Linked DNA regions of Mus musculus: region 2 is linked to region 1. Evidence: chromatin loops called from intact Hi-C (ENCODE). Cell type or tissue: gastrocnemius. All regions are shown on one strand. Each heading gives the region's core, and the rest is flanking DNA. Links, peaks and the distances in the headings are about the cores only.

Region 1 (11,475 bases), core at 1,261-9,260:
ATGGGTGAAGGACTTTGAAGCTGACCTGACTGAACAAACCATAGTTTAAAGGAACTGCTAAGAAACTGAATGCCAACAAATGAGGCAAGCAAGCCAGGACACAAAGCTTCAAACTAATACAGCTGGGAGAAACGCTGGAAAGCCAGTGAAACACTTGGATTTGTGAGAGAAAGCCCAGTGTGTGTGTGTGTGTGTGTGTGTGTGTGTGTGTGTGTGTGTGTGTGTGTGTGTGTGTGTGCACATGTGTGTGAGCATTGCTAGTTGATTCTTCCAAATGTATTGAGGATTCTGGAATTTTTGGTTTCTTTAAAAGCACAGAAATATAGGGTAGGGGGTGGGGGGAGGGTATGGGGGACTTTTGGGATAGCATTGTAAATGTAAATGAGGAAAATACCTAATTTAAAAAACCCACAGAAATATAATAAGGAAGTGTTTTCATTTTAATCCCAGGTGTGGGGATTTGGGGCGACTTCGCAGCAGCTGACTGTGACTTGCCTCACGCTCTAGCAGATGCCTGGTTTTTGCCAGCTGCAGATAGTTTCTGAAATTGTGTGTCATTTGGAATTCTGGGAACTTTTCAGGGAGTATATAAATAAATGTTAGCACTCCAATATGTGGTGTTGGTTGTTCTTCGTTGTTCAGCGGGGTTGGTTGTAGTTGCTAGTAGTCATGTTCAAAGAAGAAACGAAAGGAAAGAAATTAGATTCAGGGACTTCTTTCTCCCCCTCACCTCCCCCTTTCTCTCCTCTATTCTTCTCTTTCTTCTATCTAGTAATAGGAGGTGAAACTGGATGGGGGATAAAGGATAGGAAAGAGAATAACCCACAAAGTAGCAAAGACCTACTTCAACCAAATATCTAGAAAACAACTCAAATCCCTTCCCTCAGAACTTTCCTCAGAAACAGAAGCTCATGGGCCTTTCTGAGTCATTCAACAAGGCAAGAGCCACCCGGGCACCCACAGAGCCCCTCAGGCACCGCAGAGCCCCCTGGGCACCCACAGAGACAGTGCGCAGGCAGGCTGCAAATAGGTTTTTATGATTATAGATGTCAAATGAAGATATGCTCAGAAATATAAGTAAAATTGATTCAGCAGGGCTTTGTACCACACCTGAGATTTATGCAAAATAAATCAAACACCCAAAAACTGAATCATGCAATACACAGTATCAACTGAATAAAATATGCATTTACTCTTGTGGATGCAGAATAAATTACATATACACATGTGCATGTGTGTGTACAGAAATAGTAAAGATTACTGCAAAACTGGATTAAATAAACAATTGAAGAAGATGGTAGATAAAAATCCAGCTTCTCTTCATAATTAAGCACTCAGTGGACTACGGACAAAAGGCTGACATCCTCAAGTTCATAGACAGAGCCCATGGAGACAACACAGTTGTAATTGTGAAGGCTAACAACTTTCTTTGATCATCAGTAAAATCAGTGCCAGCCGTTTGTTTTTATTGTACACTGTAGTAGTGGTTCTAGAAAGAGCCACCAGCCACAAATAAATATGTACATGAGTTAAATGCATAAACAAATAGCATTGTCTTAGTTTAGGTCTTATTGCCGTGAAGAGATGCCATGACCACGGCAACTCTTATGAAAGGAAGCATGTAATTGGGGCTGGCTTACAGTTCAGAGGTATAGTCCATTATTGTCATGGCGGGAAACATGGTGGCATGCAGGCAGACATGATGCTAGAGAAGAGAAGCTGGGGAGAATTCTATATCTTGATCCAAAGGCAGCAGAACACATTTGGCATAGCTTGAGTACCCCAACATGCCACACCCACTCCAGTGGAGTCTGTGTGACAAGTTCAAAAGCTTGGCCACAGTCCTGAGGCAAAAAGTTTCATGGAAACTGGTCTCCTGGAGGCCTTGGAATCCCGTAACAGATGTGTTTTAGATTTGTCCCTGTGATAGTCTGTGGAGGGTCTTGTGTGCTTTCCTTCAGTATTGTTTTATTATAGATGCCCCCAAGGAATGATTTGACTTATTCAGACAAAATGCCTACAGTGTTGAAAGAGAGATAGAAAAAGAAATCAGGCATTGCAGCTTACTGGATAAGAGTAGAAATCTCAGGGCAAGTTCTACAAAGTAAACTTAGAATTCTCATTACAGTCAGATATGGCAGACTACATTACATATTAGAAGAAAATTGGTGAGTTCCTCTGATAAATGGAGGTTCCCTATGGATACTTAAAATGATAGCCGAGTCACTCACATATGCAGGAATTTACAATGGTCTAGGAAGGAGGTGGATTGTGGTTTAAGGAGGAACTACAGTATTGCATTATTCATGAAAAGATTAGCAAGAGCGGAACCCCCTGGTACAAGTTTTCACAAGGCTCAGAGGAATAGCATAGTTAGGCGCTTACCAAGGGACCCCTGGTGGTGGGTTATACAATAAACTAGAATTGTGACTAGCATGAAAAATCCTCACCTGGCTCCTAGAATAGCTGACTTTAGATAGAACCACTTTTATCTCAGCTGTAACCACTGCCTGGTTCCTGCCAGTCTTTATACATGCACTTCTCTGTTTTGTGTCATTATGCATCAGACCTTGTACCTTGTACCTTGGCTGATGTATCACCTAATTTCCTTGTTTTCTTCTGTAAGTCTGATGCTTGCTTTGAGAAATTACATTCAGATCCAACACTCTCTTGTGTTTGTGTCTGTTTGTCACTCGCTGACTCCTTGCCCATCTGAGTACTGGGACCCTGATTTCTCCCCTGGGTTGAGGGACCAACTGAGTCCAGCTTGTGGCACCAACAGTGACACTCTTCCTCCAACAAGGCCATGTCTCCTAGTAGGTGCCACTCCCTGTGGGCCAAGCATTCAAACTCATAAGTGAATACCTATTCAAGCCATCACGGGCATCTAGTTGAGAAAAGAAGAATACCCAGTCTGTTTAAAGGTGCCAATCCCAATGATAGTACGGGAATCTATCCAAGGACAAGGCTAAAGACTTCCTGGCTGTTTGCTAACAGAATCTGGGAAGATGGTTGATTCATTGCAATTTCTGTTTCTAGTTGATTTTAATTCTGTAAACTTGTTTGCTGTGAGCTCTTAACAAACATGTACTTGGTAAATCTTGCTGACTTGCTGGCCAGATGTCCTCTTATTTGGTCCTTGACAATAGAGCCTTGCCTTTTCTCTTCCTGCCCTCTCTAGATGCATGCCTGTTAGCCTTTGGCTTGCACCAGCAGGATGTAATAAGGTTTTTAGCACCATCGAAATTCTGATTTAGAGGACACTTCACAAAAGGATGTGCAGAGTCCACTCTCTAGGTCCCAGTGAAGAGGATTTGACATGCTGTGTTCTTCTACCCTGGAGTCGTGCCTGGCTAGAGCTGTTGTTGTCACTGGTGTCTTCTGGGGGCTGGACAGGGAGCCTGGGCTGATGTAATACCAACCCTATTCTTTGATAGGAGTTAGCACACATTCTCTGTGGAGGAAAGCTCTGAATTGATTCCCTAGCTACTCAGGAAAGGAGGATGGGATTCATTAGTGATGTCAGCTGTGGCTGGTGTCTGAGGAAGGGGCAGGGTCCAGTCTCCCTGTTGGCTCCAGTAGTCCTTGCTCCCTACTTTACATGTGCCAACCTCCAGGATGCCCATGTCTGCCTGTGGGGCATATTCTCTGTCTTGCCTGGCTTCTCCATGGTTTTATGCAGATGCCTGTCTTCATTCATCCAAGCCTACAGAAGCACCCAGGATGCCTATCCATTCTTATAGCCGAGGGCTCTGGCAGCATAGCTATTGCTGTGGAATCTTCTCCCTCTGCATTTCCTCGAGTCCTAGTTTTTAGAAGGGGAGGGAGGTGGCACACATGCAGTTGTCTTGGGACCAATGAAGGCAAGTTCAGACTGGACCCTGCCCCTTCCTCAGACACCAGCCACAGCTGACATCACTAATGAATCCTATCCTCCTTTTCTGAGTAGCTAGGGAATCAATTCAGAGCTTTTCTCCTGTTAGCACACATTTTCTCAGAGAATGTGTGCTAACTCCTATCAAAGAATAGGGTTGGTATTGCAGTATAACCTGCCGCCATCTCTATGCCAGAGTGAAAGTTGTCACCAGACTTTTGTCCACAGATTTCTTGAGTTGTCACACTCTGAGTACTGGGTCAGGGTCTCAGTCTTCTGAAAGAATTTCCGGAGGTGAGTCGAGTTTGTTTGTGCCCTGTGAAAGTCCTCTTCTGTGCCCGTTTCTCTCCTGCTTTCTTCTTGCTCCACCCCAGTCCCCTTCCAGCACACTTCATGCCCGAGCCTTACTGTGTCACACAGATTCTCAAGCTAGATCTGTGGCAGCAGATAGAAATGAGTTGGCTCTGAGTGTCTCGCTGAAGCCTTCCATTACAGCCACCAGTCACCGTCTGTGGAGTGGGAGCCTCCTGTCAACTCTCTGCTTCCTCAGCGTCCAGCCCAGCTTCTTACAAATAGTATGCAATCAATAAACTCTCCCAAAGGGATAAGCTAAACTTTTCTAGAAACAAACTGGAATAAGAAGCTACAGTACAGAAGCCATTACAAAACTCAAAAGTCAGATTTCTAGAAATAAAACTTAAGTTTACTACATGGTCAGGAGAACTTTTTTCCCAGGCACTTGACACCAGTACACTTGAGAGCTCAGACCTGGGAATCCTGGTGTGACCACTTGAGTGGAGGAAAGTCCCTTACTCATCTCACCTCTAGAACTAACAGCTAACACGCCCTGGATGGCTGCCTTGAGGGCTTTGAGGTCACAAGTCCACATCCTTATTCACACAGGACTTAAGCCAAATCTTTTAAACCTCTGATAATGAGACGTAGGTCATATATCATATTAACTATTTTGGAAAGAACACAATTCTCCAGGAGTCATTTGCAGGTTTATCTCCTCTAAAGCAGAGAGAGGGGAACAGCCAAGCAGAAACCAAGCTTGGGTACCTCAGGTTGATCCCAGGCTGCCCAGCAGAGGGCGCTCTGCTACCACTGCCGACTTTAACTTAGTGTAGGACTGTTTCCTAGTCTCTAGGTTTTGTTTGTTTTGGTTGGGTTTGACTTGTTTTGGTTTTTGTTTTTTCTCAGCTCAGGATAGTCCATTCCTCGCAGTTACTTTTCAAATAGAAAATTGGAACACCGCTTTCGACAGACACGGACTTTTGTCTGTTTCAGGTTCCCTCTCTGTCCACCCCAATTCTGATGGCTCAAATGCAGTGCACACTGGGTGGAAGGCTAAGTGTGGGCACCAGGGAGCAAATGGAATTCCCAGGCAAGAGGGAAGGGGACGGAGCTTAGGAAACCTCACCTTGAGGGTGCCTCGGTCTCGGAGTTGGGGAGGCCACTTCCTAGTGATCAGAGGCCAGTTTCTGTCGCAAGGAGCTTACAGTTTAAGGCTGATGATCCCATCTGGGAGTAAATGGGGATACTGGGCTCTTTCCAGGCTGGCCATCTTTCACCCCAGCAAGACAGACAAGGTCTCCTCTCCACAAAAGGGAGGTGGCAAGCGCAGCAGTTCCTGGCTCACTGCCTCTCTGATTTGTAGTGGGGACAAAGTCAGGAGTGTCCAGAAGAATGAAGCCTGGGCATAGAGTTCTATTCATCCTGACTCTGACCTCTAAGATTCTGGTCCTTCTTGTATTCACAAAGGTAGAACTACCAGGACCCAAGTCACCCAAAGTGCCTTCAGGCTGTTTATTGCCAGCATGATCTTGTGAGTCTAAGGCTCTCAACATCTTGTGCTGTCTCTGCATCCGTTAGTCCAAGTCAGCAGTGTTGCTGTCGGTGGAACTGTCACATGAATGAGTTCCAGCAAGTAGGAGAACTCAGTGTCTCCAGCTGGGTGAGATAGAGGTGAGGCATAGTGAACTGCTCTGTGAAGCCTCTCTGAGTCTTACTATTTCATAATGGATGCTTGGAGAATTCGTTTTTCTTTCTTTTTTGTTTCTTTTATTTTTGTTTTGTTTGTGTTTTTGTTTTCATTTTTGTTGTGTTTTTTGTTTTTGTTTTGAGATTGAGGATGGGGGTTGGGGGCAGTCATTTTACATGGTAGCCCAGGCTGGCCTAGAACTTACTATATAGTCCAGGCTGGCCTTGAACACATAGCAACCCTTCTGCTTCCGGAGTGCTAGGACTGCAGGCATGGGCCATGATGCCTAGCTGCAAACATATATATTTACCTGACTAGAGAGATCACTGAACAGATTAAAGAGTCCAGAATGGACCCGGGTCCCTATGGAGAGTCAGAATGTAGTGGAAGTGACATTTCAAATGATGAAGCAGTGACCTCCAAGAAACAGCACTGGGCTGTTAAACGGCTCACAGCACACGCAGCAACACCCCAGCCAGTGGGAGAACTGGAGGTGTGCAGATACTAGGGGAAAACTGCACCCAGCACTTCTACAAGAGCCACATTCCATTGTGAGCCCAAATCCAGACATCAGGAAAGGAAAGGCTGATAAGGTTAGACTCACAAAGCCAGAACTGTGCACCATCTGAACTGTGGCCGGTTTCAAGATAAGTTGGTGAAACATGGTTGCGATGTGTGTCAGAGACAGAGCTGATTTCATTCGTGTTTCAATAATTCCTAAATGTGGAGTGGGTGACACTAACTGTCCTGTGTGTGTGTGCGTGCATGCCGTGTGTGTGTGAGTGTGAGCGCGCACGTGTGTGTTTGTAAGAAATGAGGGAGGACAAAAATAAAAACATAGGGATCTGAATCATCTACTGGGCTTCAGAAGGAGGCAGCCGAGCCAGCCAGGAGTCCTTCTCTAGAAGGTGGGAACTAGGGTAGAGCTCTGGTATAACCACACAGGCCTGGTCACACTGTGGACTCGGCAACTGGGCTCTGCATAAAATTTCCTTCACATGGGCTACCAACCCTTGTCCAGAAAGGGGTCCCAGGGAAACAGCTAGGGAAAGTCCAGAAAGGCCTAGTGCAGTAAAACTGTCAGGATGATTCCCAAGCCAAGCTCCCCCCACCCTGTGTTAACACTTCACAAAACTGTCCAGCAGAGAGCGCTCTGCAGAGCAAAGTGAGCAGGCAAGAGTCTAAGCACAAAAGACTCCACCCAGAAATGCACAGAGCTGATAAGTACTTCCCAGCAAAGTGGCAAGTTACAAAAATACACACACACACACACACACACACACACACACACACACACACACACACACACAAATCACTAGGTGTCCCATGGACCAGTGATAAACACACTGAAATAATCCCATTCACAAATTAAAATAGGATAAAGTGTCTGGGCACACAGCTAGCCAGGGGAATGAAAGGAGTCTACACTGAACTGGAGAGAGAAGTTGAGGGAGCCACATGGGAAGGCCTGGCATGCACTTGAATGGAAGGAACGGATCTTGCTGGCAGGGACCATCCTGCCAAATGCAGCCTACGGATCCAGTGCAATCCCAATCGAGTTTCCAGCTCCTTTCTTCACAGACATAGGGGGAAAAAACCTAAAATTGTATAAGGAAGCACAAAAGATCAAGGCAACCAAAGCAACCTGAACACAAAGAAGGCTGTGGAGGGTATTGCTATTCCTGAGCTTAGCTATGCTACAGAGCTATAGTGATAAAAGCGCCTTGGTGCTGGCTGACACAAAATAAAAACAGACATGTAGATCATGGGGATAGAGCTGAGGTCACGGATGTAAGCCCATGCTACTACAGCCCTGACTGTTGAAACGTATTTTATTTGTTATGTGTGTGAGTGTCTCGCCTGCATGTCTGTGTGTACACCACATGTATGCAGTGGCCATAGAGGACAGAAGAGGACATCAGATCCTCTGAACCGGGAGTCACAGATGTATCATTGTGAACTACCATGTGGCATTTGCAAATCGGACCTGGGACCCCTACAAGAGCAGTCAGTGCTCTTAACTACGAAGCTGCCTCCCCAGCCACTGCCACTTTGACAAAGAGAACCAGGGTCCTTCTTAACCAAAGAGAAGAAAAACAGGAAACAGATTAAAGAATGGGAACACACACAGTTTGATAGGAAAAATGGAGGTGAAAAGACCTAAAACCCACTAGGAACATAGACAAAGGCCTGGACAGACAGACCCTCAAAGCACACACTAGGCACAGAAGAGCAGAAACTCTGCTCCATTTGTGGAAGAAAAAAAAAAGGTAAAAAGGTAAAACTGAAATATGACATTTTCTCCACATTTCTTCAAAAGGGTGTCTGTTTAAGCTGGGTGTGTGTGACACAGGAAAAGGAAAGGCAGAAGGATCCTGGGCACTAGTTCGTCCTCAGCTCCTTAGTGAGTTCAAGGCCAGGCAGGACTATGTGAGCCCATACCTTGATCAAACCAGAAAGGAAAGTAGGAAGGTGCTTTTCCTGTGTGTAGGAGCCAGGGAAGGGGCTCCAAGATACACTCCAAGTTCCCCACAACCATGTGACGAATCAGATTCTCTCTGTCCTTAACTTCCACCCCGGTTTTCATTTGAAAACATTTTAAAAGTTGCCTTGACACTTTCCAGGTAAAATCCTGGAATGTGAGAATCAACAACACCCTCCTGTCATTGCTGCAACCACAAACACTCCCAGAATGGGCTCCCAGAGCGCTGGAGGTTGGAGGGATGGAAGGACTTATGGAAAACATGCAGTTCCATGGACCATGCGACCCAGTTTAATTCCTTAGCAAAGCTGTTACTGTGAGTTTATGGACAGAGGAATAAAGGATACTTAGAGAGATACAGACAGGGGAAGCCAACTAGTGCTCCAAGTGTCCTCTGTCCTGTGCTCCAGCACATGCTGCCCCTAGCCTGTGACTTAGAGCTTTTAGTAGGAAGATCACAATGGGTTGTTCTCAATAGGAGCTTGACAGGACAGGAGAGATAAGTAGGGGGTAGATGAAACTAGTGTCCACCTGCAAGCAGGAGGTTGGATGGTGCCTCTAGCTCAAACCTCAAACCTTCAACCTTCTTGTGAGCTCCCTTGGGCTTTCCCATTAAATACCCGGAGCATTCTATGAAATTGTCTGAAGCATCCTTTTCTGTGGGTTGCCCTGGAGGATAGGGATTCACTGTGTGACTTAGATGATGAGGAAGGGCAACCAGCCCTGCTTACCTTTTGCATAGTCTTGTGGGATTTCCTGGAGGCACTTTAATCAAGAGGCACGGGGCTTTCCTCTTCTGCTTTTGTTTGCTTTCTGATGCTAGAACAAAATACTGGAGGCGGGCACATTATCACAAAAAAGAGGTTTACTTCAGGGTACAGTTTGAGATGCTGTCTGTAAACTCATAACAGCTTTGCTTGGGAATTGGGTGGCTCTGGGATGGGTCTGGCCCCTAAGCTGGGAATGGCAGAGTACGGTGGGTTTATATCATGAGCATGCAGATGTGAGAGGCCAGGATAGGAGAGGCTGCAGAGCTGGAGTCTGGTAATGGGTTTTACTAGCAGCCTCAGACCATTACTTCCTGCTCCTGGGAAATACAAAAGGCACCACAAGGTGGCACTCATCACAAAGTCTCTGACCAGGCAGAGCTCGGCCATGGAAAAACTGATGACTAATTCTGGATTTGCAAAAACAAGGCAGACAAAGGCGGTTAGACTCACCCTAAAATTTGTAGTTTGATTGGTATAATTCTTAGTTCAGCTGAGACTGAAGAGTTGGCGTCTTTGAAAGTGACCTTCAGACAAGGAGTGTGTTCAGCCACAGAGATGCATATACATTCACATATATGTACTCGCACGCATGCTATCAACTAACACATGTGCACACACACATGCACACTTACATATACACCCACATGCACACACACACATGTGTATGCACACACATGCATGAGTACACACACACACACACACACACACACTGCCTTACATGACCCCAGCTCTTCCTCAGGGCGCTAGAAGAGGGTGAGAGTCAGGTTGTGGCACCTCAGGTCGTCCTGTGACAGTGTTATAGTCCTCAAACCACAGGGACATGGAGGAGTTTGGTTTCAGGCAAGAGTTACCCCCTTTCTAGACACCCACTGCGTATGTGTATGCTGCTGGCCACCATCCCATCCATGGTCCCTGACTGTCCCACCAAGACAGGTAACAAGGATTCAGACAATAAGAATCACAGTGACTTGCCAGGGCCCAGTGTGTGCCACCTTTGCCCCCTGTGTGTATTTCTAGAATTTCCCCACCCTGAGCGCCTCTGGCACAGCGAGAGTCTATGTCTGAGCTACTTGGCTCTACAATGCATGGAGAGGAGAGGATCTACTCTGAAGACCTGGGCCCATCTCACACTATCAACATCCTGGTCTCTCACCTCAGTGGGCAAAGCAGGACAGTACAGGGAGACCCCGCCTTACCCATGATTCCTCCTTTCACCACAGGACTTCAATGACACCAACGTAGGACCTGAGGGGCAGGTAGTCTTGGGTAGGACAGAGTACGAAGGGCCTGAGACACCATGCATCACCTTGCACAGGTCAGAGCCAGCAGGACCTACAGCACTGTGAAGAGGCCCAGCTCTGAGCATGGCCACTGCTCTTGTTCCATCACTGTCTGAACTGTCTGTCCTCTGTGTCCCCACTGCTGTGGGATTGGGACCACATTCTAGTGCATGACACAGAACTGGCCTCAAAATTGAGACTTCATTTCACTGTCTAATTGTCCCCGAGTTAGAAAGAAAGAGAACTAAATTGTTCGTGTTTCTACATGTTTTGTGTATTAGTGGTGAATGGCGATATCGGGACAAATGCCTGCAGGAGATTGCCACTGCCCTAACAGCATTGTAGTTAGGGATTTCCCCAGTCTTAGGTAGAAATTGAACTCTCTATGCAATAGTGGTTCAGGTAAAGAGCAGGTGACCTGAACGTGAGTAATTTGCTCTGTCTGACTCATTATCAGCTTGCCCCACAGCACACAGTGTGAAGCACCACACTAGCTCTTTTTCCATGAGAGTGTTGTTGTTGTTGGAGGTGGTGGTTGTTGTTACTGTTGTTTTAACTACCCCTGGTCCCTGGTCTGTGCCATAAGTGCCATAAGTGCAACTTAGTGGGCTGGGGACATCTGCATTCTGACCTCTTCACGTGTCCTGTGTCCCTCAGTTCCCTCTCTTCTCCTTGGCACCTTGGCCACGATGCTCGCTCTCCCAAACACAGAGTGTAGTCAGCAAACGGATCCCTGTGCATCAGCTGCAGGAGCAGCCATGCGGGTGAGGAAAGGCAGTGGTCTGTGGCTGTCACAGCATCTGAAGTGGAGTGGAGCCACTGGGCTGCAGAGAGAAACAGTGCAGGCTGTGGGAGATTGTTCTGGAACCACCCTGCATGGCCGGACCAGTGTAACAGCCTGCTTTGTCTGTAAGAAGACTGCCTTTCTTTTAGCAATGCACACTGGAGCTGCTGGGCCTGACCTTTAGACCAGCTTGGTATGATAACCGAGCTCTTGGCCCACCAGGGCTCACCAGCCCCTAGCCTTCACTCTGGACTTCTTTGTTTAATAAGACTCCAATGTCTCTTTGTTTCTGAACTTCTAA
Region 2 (11,475 bases), core at 1,901-9,900, 950 kb after region 1:
AAACACGTAGCCCGGCACAAACCATAATCCCAGCACTCAGGGGGCTGAGGCAGGAGGATCAGGAGTTTAAGTCCAGTATGAGAGGCTGACCTTGTGGGGTGAGGGAGCAGGAGGCGAGGAAGGAGACAGGAGAGAAAAAGAATGGGTGAGCAAGAAGAGGAGGAGGCTGGGCTCAAGCAACACACACAGCCTGCATTGGCCTCACATGAAGAGACAGACGCAGGAGCTGAGCTGAAGATCCTCGGGAGAGCGAGCTGCGTGGCCTGGGCAAGCTATACTCACGGATGTGGGGTTTCAGGGAGTGGAACACACACCCACAGTGATTAGAAAACATGTAACACTTCAAGCACCACAATTAAACACCGGTGAAAAAAATCCGTTCAGAAGCCAGGAGATGATTAACCTCCCGTCTCACTTGTCCTCAAGTCGGATGCAAATCAGCACCTCTGAGCCCAGGCAAGTGAATATCCCAATAAATTGGCAATACAATTCGGGTGGCAGGCAAGGAGCTAAAAGATAAATGGCTTAAACAAAGAGGGGGAAAATGAACCTGTCACTTCTCCTCAACTCAGCAAGCTGTCTCACACAGAAGCGATGATCCCGGAGCAGGGCTGCTCTGACACCCCGAAGTGGGGGCTCGGGGGCTCGCTGGGAATCCTTCATTCTATAGACTCCCAGCTCACCAGCCACAAGTCAGAAAAGACCAAACTGGTTACAAAATAACTAACACACTTTTATCACTTACATCAAAGAAAGTTGGAAGGAAAGTATGAAGAGCCAGGCTGCCACAGGCAGCCAGCGGGAGATCAGAAAGCCAGTCCGGGAGATGGCTGAGAAAGGACTGTGTGTGGGGTCAGGGGGGACAGCAACGAGGCAGAGGACGCGAGTGACCACGTAAACGTCCCAAGCCAAGGCAACAGCTCAAGATTTTAAAGATGAAGACATCAAGGTCAATGGGAACCAGGAGGCAGGCAGAGCCCTGAATAAGGGCAGGACAGGCGGGTCCAGTGGTAGATGCTACCTCACAAACCTGGGAACCATTGAGGTTCGGTGCAAGCATCAGCTTTCCCTTTAGTGACTACTGTTGTCCCAGCCAAGGTTAAAGTTCAAATCCATCTCCAGTCTAAAGGTCAAGGTAAACGAAAGTCATGGTGCCCAGAACAGTCTCCTACCTCCACACTAATCTTCAGAGAGCTTTAAACTGCTGAGGAGAATAGCCAGTGAGGTGGCTCAGCAGATAAAAGTACCGGAGAGGGAGGACTCACACAAGCTGTCTGGCCTCGGGCCTCTACATGCACACATGCTCTGAGGGAACAAGGCTTCTCCTCCTGCTCTTTCAGTCACGAGGCCTTGTTGGAAGGTCTGGGGGAACTGACAGTGACACACAGGTTGAATTATACAATGTATTATGATGTGATTAGAAAGAAGGATGAGGTGACAGAACGCATTCCCACTCGGTCCCCAGCTTGGCTCTGTGCATTAAGTCACTGCAGCCCCCTCCCCCAATGCACACGAACACACACATACACACACACACACACACACAAACATACACATTCAATTATTATCAGTAGCCAGTACCACCCAGAGCCCTGCCTGTCCCAATGCCTCATGCAGGGTTGCTAACGGGGCAGGGTTGCTAACGGGGCAGGGTTGCTAACAGGGCAGGGTTGCTAACGGGGCATGTTTGCCTTTGGAGACGCTACAGGATTCTGGCCATGTGAATGCAATGAAGTCAAGAATTGCAAGACTTCTCAGTGGGTAAAGACACTGATGCCAAACTTGATGACCTCAGTTCAATCTCTGGAATCCACATGGTGGAAGGAAGACGACAGACTCCTGCAATCTGTCCTCTGAACAAGAGTACATGGTATACACATACATGCGTGCGCGCCTGCGTGCGCGCGCACACACACACACACACACACGAATCCGTGCACACATGTGTATACACACATAGCAATAATCTTTTTTAAGTGACCAGGCCTATGATGAATGTCAAGAGCCCAGTACAATACATGATTTAAACTTCTACAAAAACAACATAAAAGCCTTAACAGTTCTTTTAAATGGACTGCAGCTGCCAAAGAGTTAAGTAGACAGTGGACAGAAACTTTCTAACATTTCTCTCCTTTAATGAGAAATTAAGTTTATCAACTGCCATTATAATTATGCACAGCACCTCGGGTAATTAAAAGGGATCTAAATCTAATTTTATTTACATTTAGAATACCTGAGGTCATCTCCGATCAAGACTTCACATTCGTGACTAATAATACTTCAGTGTTAATTAGAGCTCAGCAGAGAATGCTGATTGATTCTGAATCTGTAATCTGCAGTGATTTAGCAACATCGAGAGGGCTTCGGAACCTCTTCCTGGAACACAGAGGCTCACACGGCTGACTGCCAGCCGGTACTTTTAGCTCAACAAAGTCTCAAAAGAAGCACAGATACTGTACCGTGTACTTCAACTTGAGAGAGAAAAAAAATACCTCATATTGAATTATTCTTAGTATAGGATGGCTGTAGTAGAGTTATAAATGCATAACTACTGTATTGAATTGTCCCTAAAATGTTTATAGTACAAGTTTGTCTACTGCAATGAACATGCACTTCTGCCCAACCTAGACTTGATGGTAATGTGTTGCTATGCCTACTATACTGCACACCTATGCATCCATCCTTCGTCCCGCATCCTTCTTGCCATCTCCCTCCCTCGATTGTATGATGTATTTCAAGCCTCGTGCAGGCTTCAGTTCACCCTCTAACACGTTACCAGCAGCCATAAACAAAAGGTTATGAAGAAGGCTGGAGAGATGGCTCAGCGGTTAAGAGCACTGACTGCTCTTCCAGAGGTCCTCAGTTTAATTCCCAGCAACCACATGGTGGCTTGAAACCATCTGTAATGGAATCCAAAGCTCTCTTCTTGGGTATCTGAAGATAGGTACAATATTCTCATATATGTAAAATATTTTTTTAATCAGCCAACCGATCTCTTCTCAAACTACTGTGTTTCTACTCAAAATTCTTGCTTTAATCTATCCTAAGGAAATATCATTTATCAACAAAGTAAAAACTACTGTTCTTGGTGACACTGGGGCTAGAACTCACAGGGTTCTACCACCACTGATTTTAAGTCTGTGGTGGTAGAGGTTAGGCCTAAAGACTTTCAGGCCAGATTGTCACACTGCAACAAACACAAGCACACATGCCAAGAACCCGTGGGTCAGAAAACAGCATTGTCTCCTAGTTTAAAATACTTAAAGCAAAAATAAAATAAAATAAAATAAAATAAACAAAGAGACAATTTGCTGACTGCAGGTGAAGAAAGCTGACACCATGTGATGCTTACGCTACTTCCCAACACAAGCATGTGCACACACACACACACACACACACAGAGAAAGAGAGAGACAGACAGACAGACACATGAACAGGCACAGGCAGTTGCTGGCCACTGGACATCGGTGCTGGGGGCAGTACCTGCTCTTAACTGTCCAGTCACTACAGCCCACGACATTGTATATACAACAATACATTATTTACACATGAGCTTCTCCCGTGGGACTTCTGGGAATTCGTCTTGAACACAGGTGAGTTACTAGAACTTGCTTGTGCTGGTTATTACCCAAATCCTTGGTGCTGCCTCCAACTCAGAGTGACAGAAAAGCAATGTTCTCCCCTCCATGAAAATGCTCAAAACAGGCCCATAAGTGAGACATGCTAAGTGAAAGGCAAATTACAACACGGAAATTTAAAGTGCCAAAGGACTGCATTGCCAAAAGAAGCGCAAATATTGGGCACCCAGTAGATTTTTTTCCTTCCTCAAAAACACATGAAGAAAAGATGACAAAGGTACTGTGTGGCTTTGTTTCTAAAACAGATTTCTCTTTTCACAAAAAGTATAAAAAGGAAGGACTATAAATATGTATGTAGCCCACGCTTGTCCTCCTTCAAATACATTGAAATATTCAAACAGCCATGCACTGAACCAAGGCCTACTGAAGCAGGGGCCACTCTGTTCCTGCAACTTGTCTGGAGGTCAGTGCTTTCAAAGACCAAATGCACAGTCAACACATACAACCCCAAGAGCCGACCAGCAACACCAGGGCTCAGCGAAAGGGAGCCACAGACAGGACTGGCAGACAGACATTTCTTTAAGCCTCCCTGATCCATAAAAGTAAGCCAGAACTCCTTATGGACCTAAGATATTCTGCTGGAGGAGAAGGTGGCTCATCCCCCCGGAGCAAATTGCTAGAGAGATGAAAATTGCTCTTTCGGTATTTTTCACTTGCTTGTACCGGCCATGTAACGGTGAGGGCCTTACCCTCGACAGGCCACAGAAGCAATGGACAGAGTCTGGCTTGTCAAAGCCTCCAGATGCCTAAGACAAAGCCAACTGGAGAGGAGTCGGGAGCCAATGAAACTAGGCCTTCCTCTGGGAGCACAGTTGAACATCCAATAAAGACGCAAGTCTTCCTGCGTGCCTTCATGAGCATCTAACTGTCATAACATCTATAATTCAGCATAGAAAAGGCACCGCAGAGCATTCATTATCAATCTCACAAAACATATACGGTTCCTCTGCACCTCAATCATTTGCTAACAGTTACAATAAGATTATATTAAAAATTTAAACTGCCCTACTTAAGCAATTTACCTTCAAACGTCCATTTCCAGGGAATGAGTACGAGGGACATGAATGTCGAACCCTTGCTCAGATTTATTGCGCTGGAGAATATTTCTCCAGATATCGCTTTGAAGAGTGAAGTCTAATGACTTTAGTTTTATTACTTTTTAAGCACTTAATGGGAAAATTTAGACATTTTCACAAGACTGAGCTTCAACCCAAATGGTACCTTTAAAAAATGACAGGCAGAGGCAGGTCTGTGAGATTACTATAGACGTGCCCAGGTTAGTGCAATCCTGAGGTTTTAAGGCAGTGACTAATACAGCAGGCTTGCCTCTGCCGTTATCAGTGTGAGCTCCCCTACCAACCCCGCTTTTCTTTTTAAACTGTCTTAAATAATAACCCAGAGAATGTTTAGCAACGACTAGCTGCAGAGAATTTTATCATTATACATGTAAAGATTTAAAGCCATTAAAAAACCCCAGTATTTAATCTTTTCCCTTACACTCATAAACCACCTTCCATGGAGAAATTACAGGGCAAACGCCATCGTTATCTCAGTGCCATTACGCAAGCCCTGGTCAGTACGGGTTGCTTCTACCACCAGCCATCTTGCCAGCAGGAAGACCACCTTTGAAACGTGGAGAAACAAATATGGAAGTTTCTTTTCACCCCAACTCATTTCCCCAAACTTCAGCCACAGCTGTGATCAGTCAGACTTCAATTAAAGCACAGGCAGTGGTCCTATCAATCACGAAGGACGATAAATTTCTCATCTTTCTCATTAGCTCCCCCGTCACACAGCTTAAATATAAACACACCTTGCAACAGGACTGTAAATCACTCAGCCCTTGGTGACTCTACCCAGCAGTGCAAGAGGCAGGAATGATGTGAGCAAAATCCAAGGCACAATCACCACACTAAAGCTGATTTACACACCTCGGAAAAATAAAAAGCCTCCGAGAATCAGACTGACAGCGGGTCTCTTTGAGTTTGTTTATTTGGCTTAAAACGGGTAATGACCTGTCTTTATTAGTATGACTAAGTTTTATGTGCAAAATCCAATTTTCTGTAGAAATATTTTTTGCTGCATCTGCCAACAGTATCTCTTGCAGTTACCTGTAGCTATTAATTTTTAAAAAGCTAAATCCCTCAACTTTTTTTTTAAGTTTTAAAGGGGGGGGGAAAGAGTAGAAAACCAACAAACTATTTTCTTGAGGTAAAATTAACAGAAGCAGATGCAGAGACAGCGGAGCTGGCTGTGGGCGGGGCTCCCACAGCGGCCATTACTCCGAGCCGGAGCCGCTTCTGAACACTTTTCATGTATTTTCTCTGAGCCTGTGATTAAATGTGGGCTGTGGGCTGTGGGTGTGTGTCTCCCAAGTGCAAACTTTATACAGCACTCAGAACACAGTCCAGTGAATTCTGCTATCCTACCGCTGAACCGCTAAGAATCAACCAGCTGTCACGGCAAGAGAAGCCATTTGTGCCTCCAGTGTGACCTTCCAGGCACCTACACACCACATCCCATGTGTGCCTAGATTAACTGTATCTTCCTAATTTACACGGAGGCAGCACAAGATTTTGCTACCATCTTTAACCCACAAGAGCTAAGGAGGTCTCTGCAGATCACACCTGAAGCCACAGCAGGAAGTCTGAAACCCTAAGCAAAGGGCAGCCCTGTCTGTGACTCCACTGCCACCTAGTGGCCTACACTTGACTTACCTGGCACAACCACGGAGCAACTGGTGCTGTTCTGACAGCCCCAGAGGACAAGTGAACAACAAGCAGAGATAAAGAGCAAAGTCAGGCTAAGACAAGCCACCAACCAAATGTGACCACCCTGCTGGAGTTGACAGCGTGTGGCCAATGGCTCAGAAAAGCAGTTGCCTGAAAGCCATAGCACTCCAGCCCCAATGGCTACAAAGTATCTTGTACAAGTAGCTGTGATTTCCCCAGCTACTGAGACTCTGACAAGTGGAGTTAATATGTAACTTTTAGGTCACCTAACAACAATGGCCAATGGAGTGGGGAATCTTGGACACAGAACTGGCCTGCTGTGGCAATTAACGACCAGTGTGATCTCTGGCAAGGTATCTGACCTTTCTGTGCCTCAGGTTCCTCACTGAGAGGTGCATGCATGGTATCTGTATTGGCTGATGGATATGAGACACAGCCTGGTAGTGATGATTTGGTATGAGATACAGAACAAGCGTGGTCCTTGCACAGACACCAGGCAGGCAAATGCCATCACCCATACCCTGCACCAGCACCTACTCTAGCTTCAGAAAGTGCTGTGCCAAGTAGATTATGACCTCCAAGGGAGGAACTTGGGCCCTGTTCAGCTCAGCAGCCCTGGCTCCAGATACAAGACCTGAGGCAGGTAGAGACAAGAGAAGAAATTTTTCTAAGGCCCTAGTTTTCTGCTGGGACATCCTAGGGGCAAAAGCAAGGCTGGAGAGAAAGAGACCCAATCCAAAAGATGAAGCATTGCATCAGCAAGAGTGAAAGGAGGGCAGGATGCAGGGCTAGAGCATGCAGGTTTCACAGATATGCTCCGATCATACCTGCATCACAGCTATCCTCTGGAGAGCTGGGGAGAAGGCATGGACATGAAATGTGTGAATCCATACAGGGTGGACCAGGTGGGCGTAGGGAGGAAGGGCTAAAATGGAGCCAGAGCTGCCTAATAGTCTAACCTGGGGCCTGAGGAACTCAGTCACTCTAAGACACCCAAACCCTGACTTAGTGCATAAGTCTCAGTTGAAAGAACTCTGAGAACCTGATAAACCACAGTGGGGAGACAGAGGGTACAGTGAGGATGAGACCCACACCCACCACCCATGTGTAACAAGTACAATGCCTGTTTCAGCTCTGTACTTGCCAAGGGAACCCACCAGGCCTCGGGTGTCTCGGTACCTCTGCCTTTGGGCACAGGAAAATATACCCTTCCCAAGAATATTCCTTGCATGACTATTAGGCCACTTGGCCACACTTGGAAAAGATGTATGTGTCCCAGTCCGTGAAGCCAAGGCTAAACCAAAGCATGCTAGTGGCTAGGGTTGGGTCTGAGAGGGGGCAGGCGGTAGGGAACAGTGCCACATTCTCTCCTGCAGCAGGAGACAGAGCGGGCACCAGTGCAGGCAGTGTAGCCTGGTGATGGGTGCTGCCTGTGCTTCTCATCTGAACATAGGCTGCTGTGTGTTCCAAGGGGACGGCAAGTGTGGACTCGGGAGAGAGGAGTCTCCCAGGAAATCTCTAAGCTGCACACGGCTTCATTTTGTGACGGCTCTGTACCTGACCTGCTGCTTCTAGGACATCTTCAGAGGTGCTAGGCCTCTGTGATAAGGGAGGCCATGGCAGCTTCGCACAAGTGAATGTCACATGTAAGCCGAGGAGGTGGGCGGCTCTGCCCAATAGGGAGGTGCCTTGGCTTCGGTTCTAGCACAGAGGAGGCTGTCTCTAAAGAGCTTCACAGGAAGCGCAGGAAGTCCATCTCGGGGCAGTTGTGAAGCTCCCATGTGTGCGGGGAACTGAACTCTGGCCCTCGGAAAGCACAAGTGCTACCTCTCCAGCGCTTCCGATTTTATTTTAGAAGTTTTAGAAATTCAACAGAATATATTAATCATAAAACATTATTCTAGGACTACAGCGGGTTTTTGGGGTGTTTGCCTGGCCAGGCACAAGGCTCTGGGTTTGAACTCAGAGCCACATAAACCAGATGTGGTAGCACCTGCAATCCCAACAGGCAGGAAGAGGCAGGATCCAGGGCATCCACATGTAAAGTTGAGGCCAGCCTGGGAAACAGGAGAACCTATCTTAAACGAAAATAAAATGCTATTGACTAGTGGTGGGGGTTAACAGACCACTTTTTATTGGCATGTATGTTGGTTATTTTCCTAACATATTTTAATTGGAAAAGTGCTAAAATGTTTCTAAGCAGATACAAAGTATACACAAATCTACTGAAATCTACTTTACTAAAGTAAACATGAATTTATAACGGTGTGATGACATTCTCAGAGAGTCAAGTCTTCTGTCCCCCAGGGCCAAATGTCACTCATTTGCCTGCCTGGCTGCCTCTGCACCCACATCAACTAGCAATGCTGGCAAAGACAGGATGTGGAGATGGCAGGGAGCCTCGGCTGGAGCTTCCCCAGTGACCGGTGGCAAGCTGACTCAGTGACATCACTTCCTCCTTTAATGCCTTCCTAATCGCCCTGACCTCACGTCCGGGCTCCCACTGCAATGACATCCTGGAGGGCAGGCGCTGAGCCAGCGAGGCTCTGGGATCTCTGCTGCTCCAGTACAACTGAAGACAAAAGCCGTAAACTTTACCATCATAGCGTGTGTGCACGTGTGTGTGCGTGATGGGTGTGTGGATGTGGGTGTGTATGTACCACAGCATGTGTGAAGGAAGGAATCGGACAACTCTGTAGGGTTGATTCTCCCCTTCCTCCTGTAGGTGGGCTCCAGGGATCGAACTCATGATTCTTAGTTCCGGTTTATGCAGCACACCCTAAAGTTCAACTTTTAAAAATGTGTCTGTATTCTCTCCACCGTGACAGCAAAAGGGAAAAGAAAATACAGAATGAAAATATTCTAAGTGCTTCTGGCACCCCCTAGTGGCAGTTCCACTAGATTACAACAGAGCTCAACCCTGCCTTCCTACCTTGTAGATTCTGTGAAGAAATCACCTGGGTGGGTGGGTGGGTGGGTGGGTGGGGACAGTCCGCACACTGGCTAGAGCCAGTTAGTCCCCAGAACTACTAAAAGGCTCTGGTTCTATGAAACACTAAGAGATTTAAGCATTCTGGCCTCAGGTTGGACCTTGATCACAGTGGGCTGAAGGCATGACTGGTAATGTGCTTATCTGGCTTGAGAGCCCTGGGCGTGAGCCCCAGCACTGCAGAAAGTAAGTAGATAAATATGCAGTAAAGGGCTTTCTGCACGACATATAAAACCAAGGTAACCCTGGAGCCCAAACACAGAGAGCTGAATGTGTCTGCTCTGCCACTGAGCATGCCCGCCCCCCCCCCCCCCACACACACACACATCTGAATGGTACCAACTGCTCACCTAAGCGGGACAGGTGAAGCCAAACAAGGCCTGGCATCTCTCTACCTCTGAAAGCCACCCAGTCTGTAAGTCAGGCAAGAAGTGAACTCACACACATTATAAAATCTTGGTGCAAAGATGCCTGAGATTTGAGACAAGAGCTTACCTACAGTTTGCCCTTGGAACACAGCCTGCACAGCCTCTGGAGCAGACTGGAGTGCCGCAGGTGCAAGGCTGCGAGCATCTCAACAACAGGGGAGACAAGAGTAGGCACTTCACCATCTCTGCTATGCCCTTGCTCTGGGTGGAGCAGCTCTTCCTGAGAAGCCTCAGGGAGCCTGGACATCCACTGAGCACAGCCTAGGCTTGAACACAGGGTCCCAGGGATGGATGTGTTCTCAGCGAGCGAGGGGCCAGCACACAGGGACTGACCGAGGCAGGAGTGGGACTTGGAGGAGACAGGTGCAAGCTGTGGCACCAACCGAGTGCCCCCCGCCCCCCCGCCCCAGGGAGCCCATTCAGGGAGGAGCCCTCATGACCACAGATGGCTACCAAATGTGTCTGTCCTTCCGGGCTGTCAAGATGCTCAGCATGGAAGCAGCTGCTGCACAGCCCCGAGAACCCGAGTCTGATGCCCAGAACCCAGGGAAAGCTGTTCTCTGGCCTCTGGCACAATGATCCCAGAATCCAGAGCTCACCTTTGGGGAATCCAGGTCATCAATCCAACCATGTACCCCAAACTCTCCAACTTGTGGGGGCCAACGCCTGGCCAGGATCACTCTGTGTCACAAAAGAAGCCATCATGATAAACAACAGGTTCCAACTTACAAGATGGGCCTCCTGAGGGTCACATTTATCCCTCCTCCACGGGCTGGGAGAGCAGAGCGCTGCTAATCAAGCGTTTGTAGATTGCGCCCTAATGAATGAAGATTATTCAGAGCAGAGGGGAAGAAGGGTTACCAACTGCAAGATTCCAAATGAGTGGGAAACCTCAGCTACAGATTATAACAGCTCCTGACTGTCCTAGCTAAGTGACATTTTCTTATTCTCTTGATCAGCGCCTCTGTAGAGGGCTAAATAGGTCAAAAAGCACATCACTGTTCAATCATTTTAAAAACATTAGGAAGAGCAGAGCACCGTAGCATTATGAACAGATTATGAACAAAAATAAAAGCCATTTGTATGCATTAATGATACATCAAGCTAATTCAAGCTGGCGAAAGCCATTAGGGGGAAATCCTGGGGCAAACCATGGTACTGATGCCTCCACACAGATTCAGATTAAAAGAACCATTTTCTATGTCATTGATAAAATTAATTCTATGAGCCAGGCATGAGTCTTAACATGAAAATCAAAACAGAGAGGATTCGCTAATAGTGTGCTTAATGATCTAATTCTGGCAGCATGAGAGTTGACACAGGCGTTACTGCACAGATACAAGCATCCATGTATAGAGCATTTCCCATAAGAGAGTGTAAGGAATTCCACACTTGGGGTAAGAAACTGTCACAGACAGCAGCCTCCGTCCCTATACCACCCTTCATGCTATCAAACAAAAAGTCACTGTTCTCTCTGGTTGTTTTGATAAGACTCTGCTGTCTTCCTACTGTGTACCACTGTAGCAAATAGAGATGGTGAGCTTATGAGTAACGTGGGCTCGTGGCTTCAGAGAGGTGTACTCATAGTTCACTGGGCCCCAATGCTCTGCCCTCAGGGGAGGGCACATCCCTCTGGGAACAGGTAGAGCCAAACTGCTCTTCTTGCCCTGTGAGTGTGAATGAGAGGG

The links. Peaks named below come from ENCODE experiments on the same cell type or tissue, not always from the same donor. Only the 100,000 strongest peaks of a DNase experiment are listed, where the experiment ranks them.
Region 2: it touches region 1 in a loop (3-fold over the local background); 11 of 42 quality-filtered maps call a loop at or near these places.

What each region holds. Positions count from the first base shown.
Region 1 is chr1:90,586,531-90,598,005 of GRCm38, reverse strand. No RefSeq gene overlaps it. Among named protein-coding and RNA genes, the nearest start is that of Gm35192, 9.4 kb to the right of the region's middle. In gastrocnemius, for the core only: CTCF peaks have their summits at 4,951 (motif pointing right) and 6,991 (motif pointing right); DNase peaks (open chromatin) are centred at 4,969, 5,469 and 6,994; H3K4me3 peaks cover 285 bases; H3K27ac peaks cover 1,466 bases.
Region 2 is chr1:89,641,680-89,653,154 of GRCm38, reverse strand. All of the region lies in intron 6 of Agap1 (ArfGAP with GTPase domain, ankyrin repeat and PH domain 1), which reads right to left. Among named protein-coding and RNA genes, the nearest start is that of 4933400F21Rik, 36 kb to the left of the region's middle. In gastrocnemius, for the core only: CTCF peaks have their summits at 6,332 (motif pointing left) and 9,252 (motif pointing left); DNase peaks (open chromatin) are centred at 6,332, 8,868 and 9,246; H3K4me3 peaks cover 659 bases; H3K27ac peaks cover 1,317 bases.